Regions from separate parts of the Homo sapiens genome. Here regions 1 and 3 are each linked to region 2. A link is a contact called in ENCODE Hi-C or POLR2A ChIA-PET data. All regions are on one chromosome and are shown on one strand. Each heading gives the region's core, a stretch centred on a gene start or an enhancer-like site at or near the end of the contact. The rest is flanking DNA. Distances are from core to core; before and after follow the strand shown. Region 1 holds the start of MRPL30 (mitochondrial ribosomal protein L30). Region 2 holds the start of COX5B (cytochrome c oxidase subunit 5B). Region 3 holds the start of C2orf15 (chromosome 2 open reading frame 15).

What was found. Hi-C counts contacts between places; a loop is a spot of excess contacts on that map. ChIA-PET counts read pairs that join two places held with the same protein, here RNA polymerase II (POLR2A). Pooled maps may share reads with other maps.
Region 1: a loop to region 2 is called in a map of CD8-positive, alpha-beta T cell, with 9 times the contacts of the local background. The contact joins the promoter of MRPL30 here to the promoter of COX5B in region 2. A Hi-C loop is called at or near these places in 2 of 168 maps with a recorded cell type or tissue (CD8-positive, alpha-beta T cell and dorsolateral prefrontal cortex) and 9 of 50 pooled maps. POLR2A ChIA-PET finds 5 or more read pairs at or near these places in 1 of 52 experiments (RWPE1).
Region 3: a pooled map shows a loop between it and region 2 (10-fold over the local background). The contact joins the promoter of C2orf15 here to the promoter of COX5B in region 2. A Hi-C loop is called at or near these places in 1 of 168 maps with a recorded cell type or tissue (CD8-positive, alpha-beta T cell), 1 of 37 single-sample maps with no recorded cell type and 12 of 50 pooled maps. POLR2A ChIA-PET finds 5 or more read pairs at or near these places in 1 of 52 experiments (MCF 10A).

The regions. Positions count from the first base shown.
Region 1 is chr2:99,179,398-99,183,241 of GRCh38, forward strand. It overlaps MRPL30 (mitochondrial ribosomal protein L30), which reads left to right and starts at 1,787. Exons shown (of 6, transcript NM_145212.4): 1 at 1,787-1,852. It overlaps MITD1 (microtubule interacting and trafficking domain containing 1), which reads right to left and starts at 1,661. Exons shown (of 7, transcript NM_138798.3): 1 at 1,434-1,661. The coding sequence starts at 1,584. RefSeq lists enhancers at 1,329-1,468, 1,479-1,708, 1,729-1,778 and a silencer at 1,996-2,168.
Region 2 is chr2:97,644,012-97,647,876 of GRCh38, forward strand. It overlaps COX5B (cytochrome c oxidase subunit 5B), which reads left to right and starts at 2,051. Exons shown (of 4, transcript NM_001862.3): 1 at 2,051-2,178; 2 at 3,056-3,129; 3 at 3,333-3,432. The coding sequence starts at 2,076. RefSeq lists enhancers at 1,009-1,943, 1,746-1,795, 1,976-2,155.
Region 3 is chr2:99,139,951-99,143,596 of GRCh38, forward strand. C2orf15 (chromosome 2 open reading frame 15) reads left to right here and starts at 1,757. Exons shown (of 4, transcript NM_144706.4): 1 at 1,757-1,987; 2 at 2,335-2,451. The region is part of intron 1 of TSGA10 (testis specific 10); the gene reads right to left. RefSeq lists silencers at 1,017-1,086, 1,157-1,466 and an enhancer at 1,688-2,494.

The DNA of each region.
Region 1 (3,844 bases), core at 537-3,036, 1.5 Mb after region 2:
CAACTCCTACTTGATAGGGCAATTGGTACGGATGAAACGAGATCATGCTTTTAATGTTTTCTGCAATGCCTGGCACTCAGCACTGAAACGTGATATCTATGCTTATTGCTGTTGTCACTGTCATCATTATCATCAAATAATGCCCCAGGCAAGGTAGAGTTTACAGTTATTTTTTCTTTTTTTTGAGACGGAGTCTTGTTCTATTGGCAGACTGGAGTGCAGTGGCGCGATCTCGGCTCACTGCAACCTCCGCCTCCCGGATTCAAGCAATTCTCCTGCCTCAGCCTCCCAAGTGGCTGGGACTACAGGTGCGTGCCACCATGCCCGGCTAATTTTTGTATTTTCAGTAGAGACGGGGTTTCACCATGTTGGCCAGGATGGTCTCGATCTCTTGACCTCATGATCCACCTGCCTCGGCCTCCCAAAAAAGTGCTGGGATTACAGGAGTGAGCCACCGCGCCCGGCCGGTAGAGTTTGTAGTTCTGACCAAAGCACCAAACCATAAAGGGCTCCCCTCTGCTGCCCCAAAGCTTCTGTAACACTTTAATTATAAGAAGCTTAAACTAGAAAGAACAGAGGGAGCTTAGTCCAGACCGGGAGTGTCGGGGGTTGGGGAGCAGGAGCTGATCTTATCAATTTAATACATAAATATTGAGTGTCTACTGTGAGCCAGGGTTGTGCTGGGTGTTAAGGAATATTTGGGTATTTCTCAACATTGAATAATACGAAAAGTCTCACTTGTCTCCTCCACAACCCTGCGCATTTCTCACACCGAACCTCATCCGTTTAAGAAAAACTTTTCTTCTTCTACCGCTACATAATTTTACTTTGGCTTGCTTTAAATGCAAATGTTTAAACAGAAAATTAAAAATAATCGTATAATAAACACCCTTATTACCCATCACCGAAATTTTTAAAATTAGCATTTTTGCTCAAATAGAGCTTCGATTTTTAAGAAATTTTTGCTTAAGGAAAATTAACTAAAGACATCATAGCATCTCTTTCTAAAACACTTTGGTCTGCATCTCTAAAAATTAAGGAAAGTTTTGGAAAAAAAATCATATTGCCTAAGAAAATAATTTTAATGCCCCCCAATCTATATTCAAACTTTTCTAATAGATCCAAAAATGTCTTTTAAAGTTCGTACAAACCCAGGTCCTATCAAAGCTTATATATTACATTGCGTTATATCTTATATCTCTTAAGTCTTTTAAAATCTAGACTAGTAGCCTCCCCACCTTTTCTAGGTAACATCAATCTATTAAAGATCTAAAAGAAAGCGGCCCAGTTGTCCTATAGAATATCCCACCTTCTGTATTTAACTGCTTCTTCGTGGTGTGGAAAAATCATTTTTAACTCTTTCACTTCACCCCAGACACAGCAGGAACCAGCTCCTTTTCCTCAGGTCCTCCCCGCCTTGGCTCATTGCTCACCTTTCAGAACCTGCAGGAGCAGATCAATCCCCTCTTGGTAACACACCAGAGCCTGCGGATACCGCGACTCCGAATCTAGTTCTACTGCCCGCTTTAGCACAGTGGCTGCAGCTGTGCTCTGCGGGTCCTGCCTCAGCCCGGACTTCGCCATAATTCTGGAAGTTCTCCTCCGCCTCAACCCAGGATGAAGTTGAGCGGGTCTGCTGCGCTTCCGGGAAGTGGTCATGTGATACCCAGGCGCCTGCGCTCTCTTTCTAGGGACTTTCCTGAGTGGGAGGGATTTCGCCGGAACAAAAATGCCTCAGTTTGGAGGTCGCGCTCACTGCGACGGCAGGCTTTGAGTGTAGCACTTGGTAGTTCTTCCTCTGCTCTGCTTCCCTTCGGAGGAAAATTTCAGGCTGAAGGTTTAGCGGGTGCCGGTGAGTGGGGAATGAGTGGCGGAGAGTGCGGCATTCTTCGCAAGGTGTATCCGGGAACCCTCTGCAGATCCTAATTGATTTTCCCTATTGCGTACTGAATTGGCCGGTTACGGCAACCTAAATGGGTCTGCCCCTGATCCCGTCACATTGGCTCCCGTAAGGCCATTGGCCTGCAGGATCCCCCCGTTTCCCAATTTGCAGGATCCAGGGCCACGCGGCTTTTTGTGCCCAGACTCTTGGAGCTCAAGAACGGAGCCGCCGAGGCTGGACAGCTTGGGAAAGGGAACCCAAGCAGCATTTTCTGTGCTGCTGCTTTATTCATAACTTAGGGTTGCCACTGGGTATTAAGGTTGCTTTTTTTTTTTTTTAATGAAGACAGAAAATTGCCTTTATCTTTGTATTGCTTCATTTTATAATGCAAACATCCAAGAGTTGGCAGTTAGAATATTTGCCATTTTATTAAAACTGTGATTTGTTACCATTTTGATCGAGACCTACCAAAAGCTGTTTGTTCTGCCCTTTTTGCCAAGAGGCAGTAATGAGGGCTGCCTACTGCTTGTTAGGCACTAGGAGTTCAGAGAAGAGACACGCTTCCAGCTTTCAGAGATCTCTGGTATCTCTGCAAGAGTGATTCCATGTTTTGCATTTCAGAAGTGTTTTTCCCCCTTTAATAATTGTATACATTGTCGGTTTAGAAAAAGAAATCGATTTTTAACATTCCTGTTGCATGCATGCTCATTGTAAAAAGACAAAAGAACTATCGGTCGCTGGGGGGGAGAAGGGGGAGGAAAAACGCCTTTTTTCATACCCCCAGGGGTATGTTAACGTTTTTCTGACAACCTTCCAGAGTTTTTCTGTGATTACACACGTTCACAGACATTTAAAAAAATAGAAATGGGATCATACTTCTCCTGTGATGCCTGATATTTTCCTGTTTTACAGAAGACAGCGTAATTGTTTCAGGGTCCAGGAGTTACGTGCCTAATTATTAACAGTAACTTTTACTTTATTAAAACGTATTCCTTGCCGGGCGTGGTGGCTCACGCCTGTAATCTCAGCACTTTCGGAGGCCGAGGCGGGAGGATCACGAGGTCAGGAGATCGAGACCATCCTGGCTAACACGGTGAAACCCCGTCTCTACTAAAAATACAAAAAATTAGCCGGGCGTCCGGGCGGGCGCCTGTAGTCCCAGCTACTGGGGAGGCCGAGGCAGGAGAATGGCGTGAACCCGGGAGGCGGAGCTTGCAGTGAACCCAGATCGTGCCACTGCACTCCAGCCTGGGCGACAGAGCGAGACTCCGTCTCAAAAAAATAAATAAGATAAAATAAACGTATTCTTTGAGTCAAACGTGGTGACACACACCTAGCTCCAATTACTGGGAAAATTGAGGATTGCTTGAGGCTGAGTTCAATACCAGAAACATAGCGAGACTCTGTCTCTAAAAACTTGTAACTTTTGACTATCACACCTTCAGAAGTCTGTAAATATTTAAACTTCAGTTATTCTGCAAAAATATATTATATGTCTGCTATAGGGCAGATACCGCTTTACACAGATGTTTGGGATACTTCTATGAATATAACAGACCCAAAACAACAAAATCTAAAAACCCTTTTCCTATGGAATTAGCGTGCTATTGAATGTACATGCACTAAACAACAAAACCTAACAGATAATTAAGTTACGTTAGAAGATAAGCACGATAGAAAGCAGTGAAGAGGAATTGGGAGTGTTGACAGTTGGGGTATGGGTGAAAATGTTAAATGATGTGATCTGGGTTGACCTCATTGAAAAGGTGAGATTTGACCCAAAAATTGAAAAAGATAAGGAAATTAGCCATGTAAATATCAGGATCATTCCAGGAGAGGGAATGGTCAGTCAAAGGGAGCATGCCTGCTTGACTAGTTCTAGATCAAACAAGGGGGGCAGCATGTCTGGTGATTGAGCAAGAGAGTAATTGGAGATGGAGTCCTGGAGGTGGGGAAGGTTGG
Region 2 (3,865 bases), core at 801-3,300:
ACAATGATAGAGCAGAGGTGGCAGACTGTTCCCCAAGCCAACTGTTTCCAAAGGAGACCTGAGGGACTGGGTGTGAGTTGACAGTGGTGGGAGCTGGAAGCAGCAAGGGATGCGGGGACATCTGGGGAGCCTGGACCTGACCTTGGAGCTCACTCACACAATCTAAATAATCCCAGAGTGAGGCTGAGGTTTTCCTGAGTTGGATGAGGGCCTGCGAAAATTTCCTATTATTAGGCAAGCCTACTATGAGAGTGAGAAGCCTAAACTCAATTTCCATTTTATAGCCTGGAGTAAACCACTTCTGGTCAGGCAGCAGGGAATCATAACATATCAGAGCTGAATACCTCACTGGTTTGCTGAGGGGCAAGTTAGTAGGTGTTCCTCAGAAAGGATTTTGTGGTCAATTAAGACAGGGAAACTCTGGCTTAAACTGCAGGTAAATTAAATAAGAGGTCTTTACTGCAAGCCTAATCAGAGCCTTTATTATGCTAGTGTCCATCTCCAAAAGGGTGGTCATCAAATGCAGGCCCTCCCTGTCTTGACCAAGTCCTTTTTCTTGAGATCATGTCTTGAGACTTGGATGCCATGCAATACACTTTGGGAAATACTAACCTAGTTGAACGACAGTTTTACTGATGTAGAAATGGCGGCCCAAAGGATAAAAAGTAGCTGAACTAGCTGGTGGGGCTACTTTCCAGACCAATGCTTTTTTCTCCTGCCTAAGACCTTAACCACAGTTGCAAATTAACTACAGATCCTCAGAATTTTCGCCCAATTCAACTTGGAGGGGTTGCAGTGGAGGTGAGGGAGAAGGGAGTAACAGTGAAGCCATTCAAAGCAAAAACCACCTTTAAAGAAATTTTGGCCTTAGAATACAGGGTTTTTTTTTTTTTTTTTTTAATTGGTGGAGGGGGCACCCAGGAAGACCAGACGTGCTCCTGTGAAGCAACGCTCCACCACGTCCTTTTGAAAATACCGTAGCCTGCATGAGACAGGCGGGAGCACCTAAGCCTTCAACTCTCCCCATGTTGCCTCCAATTGACCTCACTGGGCCAGGAAAAGCCCTATAAACTGGTTTTGTATACTCTATCCAAGTAGTAAATTTACTAAAATTACTGGATCCTACTATATACCAGACCTCTGCAAGGCATTGAAGATTCAATGATGAGCATTAATTCCCACTCTAAGGGGATTTTTCTATCTGGTAGGGAAACTCAGATACCGCATGCAGCTAGCCTGTCACAGGGCTATACTGACTAAAGCTCACCCTAAGAAATTTGCACATCTTAGCCTATGGGCAACGGGAAGCCATGGACGGAATATGTTTTCCGTTTCAAACAAGGAACTCCAGTCACAGCAGGCTCTAACTCCATTTCCTATTATCAACTCCCCTTCCTGCTCCTCCTCCCTTAGTAGCCTCGAAAAAGAGTGGCCACTTCCTTCACATCACCAGGGCCTTGGTCCTGGTAGGGGGTCCCGCCCCCGGCCCTGTCCTCCTCCCCAGGCCGGGACCTCCGCGCCTCCCACACACAGTACAACTCTAACACGAAACTGGGCCAGGACTGCAGGTAGGTCCCGTCCAATGCGACACGCTCGCGACGGCCCACGCACTGCCAGAACCAGCCCTGCCACTAACCAGCCTAGTAAGGAACGCAGTGATCTTTAGGAGCCCACTTCTAAATTCAAATCATTTGGGGTTCAGTAAGTCTCTTCACAGACGGGGACCTAATAGCTTCCATTAGCAGCCTCCACGTTTGCTGAACACGACTACGGGGCCAGACCCACAGGAACTCCAATGTGGTTCAGCCGCTCAACTCCAGGGACCAAAAAGACTTTCCCACCTCCCAGCGTTATTAAAGGCAACCCCGCCCCCAAGCCTCAGCCACTACGCGGTGCAGAAAGAGGCAGAGCTGGGCATGCGCAATTTCCGCCCCCGCCACAGTCTTGGGAGTGGGCGGGCTCGAGGGCTGGGAGGAAGCCGAAAGCTGACCGAGAGGAGAAAGAAGCCCGCCCCCGGAAGTCCCTCCTGTCTCTGCAGCTTGTTCCCGGAAGTTTTGCTGCTAGTCGCGGACGCAATGGCTTCAAGGTTACTTCGCGGAGCTGGAACGCTGGCCGCGCAGGCCCTGAGGGCTCGCGGCCCCAGTGGCGCGGCCGCGATGCGCTCCATGGCATCTGGAGGTACTCGGGTCTCCGGGCGTGCCAGGGACCAGAGTGTTGCCCTCCCAGGGTGGTCCCAGGGCGGCAAAGCGGCGCGGCTCGTGCAGCTTCTCGAGGTCCCAGTGGCCGCTTTACGGTCCCCAGTGCCTCAGGCTCTGCAGGCATCTCCCTGTAATTCTGGACCGCTGCTCCTGCCGCTCCCCGAACTCACTCCGCTGCGAAAGTATCCTAAACGGAGGTGCCGGGTGACCTTGGGAGGGACCGGGGCTGCCACCGGGATGGGGAGGGGTCCGGCCTCCCTTCAAACCTGCGCCCACCTCAAGCAGAGTGGGTTCTACATGCTTTTAGACAAATGTCGACAAATTTGCCTCGGTGGTTGGAGAAAGAAAAGCTCATAGGCCGGGCGCGGTGGCTCACAACTGTAATCCCAGCACTTTGGGAGGCCGAGGCGGACAGATCCCCTGAGGTCAGGAGCTCAAGACCAGCCTGGCCAACATGGTAAAACCCCGTTTCTACTAAAAATACAAAAATTAGCCGGGCGTGGTGGCGCGCGCCTGTAGTCCCAGCTACTCGGGAGGCTGAGGCAGGAGAATCGCTTAAACCCGGGAGGCGGAGGTTCCCGTGAGCCAACATCGCGCCATTGCACTCCAGCCTGGGCAACAAGAGCAAAACTCCGTCTCAAAAAAGAAAAAAAAAGCTCCCCCGAGTGCTGCCGCTTGTGTGGATGGGTACTTGGTGGTTCTTAGGGGACCATGGATATGAGTAGCCTTTAGGAGCTTGTGAGCCCGCTAAAACTTATACAGAAGTTTCGGGGCACCATTTTCCTTGATCATTTCTGTTTGTAGTTTTTCTATCAGTCATTTCAGTCAGCGTCATAATTCACGTTATCTTCCTTTAGGTGGTGTTCCCACTGATGAAGAGCAGGCGACTGGGTTGGAGAGGGAGATCATGCTGGCTGCAAAGAAGGGACTGGTAAGGAGAAACTCCCTTCTGTGTCTTCTGTGTAACTTATGGCCTTGGATGTGTTCATAGTGGTCTCCTCTCTGGGAGTATTTGATACAGGAAACTTGGCTTGTAGGAACAGTCCCCTGAGCTTCTGGAAGGTAGGGCTTATTTGGCCTAATGGTTCAATTCTTGTTTTTTTTGTTTTGTTTTGTTTTTTGTTTTTTCTTCAGGACCCATACAATGTACTGGCCCCAAAGGGAGCTTCAGGCACCAGGGAAGACCCTAATTTAGTCCCCTCCATCTCCAACAAGAGAATAGTAGGCTGCATCTGTAAGTACCTCACCTCTATTTTTTATCCACTTGCTTAATATATCCTACAATAGTGTGTAAGCTGCCTCAAATCTTCAGTGTGTGAGTGCATGTTGGTAAGTTTGTCTAAGGGTCTTGACACTCTCAAGCCTCATTATGCCTGATAGTTCATCCTTACTGGAAAGAAGCGCAGCACAGCGGTAAGACTGGCTCACTGGGAGTGCGGCATGAAGGAGTACCCACCCAGCAAATATTTATTGTTATACTGCTTCTATGCCAGGCATCATTTTAGACACTAGGGATACATACCAGAACGGACCCTGCTTTGCGTTCTACATAGGCAAGGGAATTGTTAGAATTTACAGTGACCTTGATACAAGGTCAGTTTACTCATAGGTGAACTCAGAGCCTCAATTTCTTCATCTGAAGAATGGGAGGAGGGCTTGAACTGATC
Region 3 (3,646 bases), core at 507-3,006, 1.5 Mb after region 2:
GGAGGACTTCAAAACCAAATCGTCCTAAACAAACTAGTCTAAGCAACTCAAAAAGAAGACAGAAAAGATCTCCCAGAGAATCTCTACACCTGATTATATTCTGGGCTACAGGCAGTGATTTTTCTTCAGAAGGTAAACAGTACGCGAGATATTGTGGAAGCTGCCATTAAATAATGCCAAAGTTTAGGATTTAAAATTAATATTTAATTAATGTACCGTCCTAGTTATTTCCCACTAATTAAGACTGAAGAGTTTGGCTCATTAATCAATTAAAATACAAACAAGAATCTGTCTTATCCTGGAAGCAGATTCGAATGCGACATCCTACTTCTATAACTAACCTGTTTTTTTCTACTTACAAACCTATTGTTATTCTACTTATGTCCTTACACGTAAACAAAGTATACTTGAAATGCTGAACACCAGTACAGAAAATTTTAAACAAGGAAATCTCCTAGGATATAAGGTCCTGGAATGGAAGAAGGAAAACGTTGGGACACTATAATCTATGCAAACTTTCCCGAAGCTGCGAAAAAAAAAAAGTGAAAAAAAACCATATTTCTGTGAGTTTTTAGGTATCAAGTCCATGATCACCTAGTTATCCAATTTAAGTCTCAAATAGTTTTTCAACAAAAGCCAGCTTTCCCTGCCTTTACTGTGTATAATTTTTACTAAAATTATCTGAGATTTTCATGCAAATGCCTATGTAATCTCAGCCTTTCACCACCCCAAGTCTAGAAAGAGGCTCAGAAATGAGCGATCGGGAGTCAGGCTGAACTCCCAAATCTGTGACTTCCAAATTCCTCGGCTCCACCAGAGCTTCCAGAGCGTTTCTAAACTGAACAGTCTCCCCAACAACCAAGCGGAGAGCTGCGGGAGGACGCGAAGCAGTGACCATAGGAACTGGGCTCAAACCTAACCTCCCAAGAAACAGGGGCAACTCGTGCTGCCGAGCTTCCGGCCGGCAGCTGTGCCCGCCGCTGCCCCTCACAGCCGCTCCCGCTGCTAGCGCCCAACTCCGCCCGCCACGGCCCCGCACCCGCCACTCCTGCCCGCTTGCAGCCGCCTTCTCAGAGACCTTCCAGTCCAGTAGCAGCACTCTCCCCACCCCGCGCACCTCCGCAGCTTCTACCTGGAGCTCCGGGTCCCTCCCCGGGCTCCTCGGCCCGCCGTCCTGCCCAGAGCTCATCCCCGCGACTGTCAGCTCTCGGCCTCAGCGGGGGATACAAGAACCGCCCACTCTCCATCCTCCGCCCCTTTCTCCTCCCTTCCCACCCCCAAATCGTCCTGGCCCCGCCCCGGCGGATCGGAGGAAGGACGGAGCCCGCGGGAAGGAGGAGGGGGCGGTTAGCGCCAGCCAGTGCCGCCGTGGCCCCGCCCTCACGCTCTGTACCGGAGTGGGGCTCGTCTTCCACCTCCCCGGCGCCCCAGCTTTGCTTCCGTCCCGCTCGCCCCCAGGCCCGGTGCGCACGCGTACCTGGCTCGACCTTCCTTCTCGCGGGGTCTACAAGCCGTGCGCGCGCTCCTACGCACGGAGCGACGCGTACGTCTACCTGCCTGCCTTACAGGGCACCTAGGAGGGACCCCTTCCTGGCCCATCCGCGCCGCGCAGGCGCACGCCCACGCAGCGCCTAGACGCCCGAGCCGAGCGTCCCGTCTCCTAGTAACCAGCCGCTAGCCCCCTTTTCCACGACTCATTTCTTAATCTCTGCCTGAGGCTGCCGCACCTGGATGGAACGCGCATGCGCAAGGCTGTCTCTCGCAGCCCCGCCTTCCCTCAGCTTGAAACACCTGCTGCTTCGCGGCGGTGGCTTTGTGCCACTTTTCCCAGGGCTTGGGCATCATTCTGGACCCATGTTCGGTGAACCGGTTACTCTCAGAGCTGCTTTCGGGCGCAGCTCCTGCTGCAGCCAGGGCCCGTTTTAAGAGAGGCTTCCAGGTCCAGCCCTCCCGCTGCAGCCTGCAGGGAGCGAGCCGGCCTGTCCCGGTGAGCGTGGGCAGCCTGGAGTCAGGGGAGCCTGGGGACCACGGCCTTGGTCAGCTCTGCACGATCAGGGCTGAATCAGGAAGTGGCAGATCTAGCAACAAAGTCCAGATTCCTGACCGATATTCCTTCTCCACATGCCAGTCCTTTTCCAAATCCCCTCACCTTAAAGTGACAAATGAGCTTTTTAGTGAAAAAGAATGAGCGCTGCATTCTTCTACCAATTTTTTGGAGCCCAGAATGGGGGGGAAAAAAGTCTTCTTAATTTTTCTTAATACCTACCATGTCCCTTCTTAAATAACTCAAGAGCTTCTGGATGATAATGGTGACTTTATCTCCTTTTCCTGCAGATGACATAGACACTAGGTTTTTACAGCAATTCTCTGATGACCTTGATATGGTAGAACGCTGTGTATTTCAAGAGTAAGCTCTCGTTTGAGGAGACTAACAATTCCTGTTTTCGCCAGGTGAGTACTCATTTTTCCCCCCACAAGATATCATTGGCAGGGATAAACAACTTTTGTGTAGAACAAATTTAGTCATAAAAATACATTTAATATAAATGCCATGTTTTTCCAATGTCTTTTCATCGTGTTATTACATGGTCTCATATTTTGTCGCATTTATTTTCAGATATCATATACTTTGTAAGTATAATTAGATACCAAAAAAAATTAAGTGTCCCTGTTATTTTAGATTAAGAGGTTAGAGGACACAAGGAGCACATATCCTCGGAAATGTAATTTTTTAAATGCACAAAATAACAAACTGAGAAGTTATGTTAGAGGGAATAATGTATAATCTCATTTCCTCTTCAGATACTAAGATTATTTTGAATACATTATCTAGCATTATTAAAAACAAATAGGAAAGAATGTTCTAAGTTTAAAACTATCAGCTGGAGTTGAAGACTTCGGGGGTGGGGAGATTATTAATATAGGAAGTAGGAAAGTACTTCCCTTATAGAAAGAATAAGAAAAGTTTAAGCACTTATGTATGCCACCTAGACGGTACTGAAGATTATTTGGAAAGAATATAAGGAAATGATCATTTTAAGGCCAAAAGAGGGTGAAAAGATTTTCCTTTTTTTTCCTATCAAGAACTGTTGACTTTCTCCCCTAACCTGAGAAAGTAAAAATTTCCTTCCCTCTGTGGAAACCCAAGGGGTAGTGAGTGTCCCACCCTGCCCCAACTAAACCTTTTTTTTTTTTTTTTTTTTTTTTTTGAGACAGAGTCTCACTCTGTCGCCCAGGCTGGAGTGCAGTGGCACGATCTCGGCTCACTGCAACCTCCGCCTCCCGGGTTCATGCCATTCTCCTGCCTCAGCCTCCCAAGTAGCTAGGACTACAGGCGCCCACTACTACGCCCAGCTTTTTTTTTGTTTGTTTTTTGTTTTTTGTATTTTTAGTAGAGACAGGGTTTCACTGTGTTAGCCAGGATGGTCTTGATCTCCTGACCTCATGATCCACCCGCCTCAGCCTCCCAAAGTGCTGGGATTACAGGTGTGAGCCACTGCGCCCAGACTTTTTTTTTTTTTCCTTTTTTTTAAGACAGAGTCTCACTCTGTTGCCCTGTACCCAGGCTGGAGTGCGTTGGCATGATCTCAGCTCACTGCACCCTCCACCTTTCAGGTTGAAGCAGTTCTCCTGCCTTAGCCCCTTG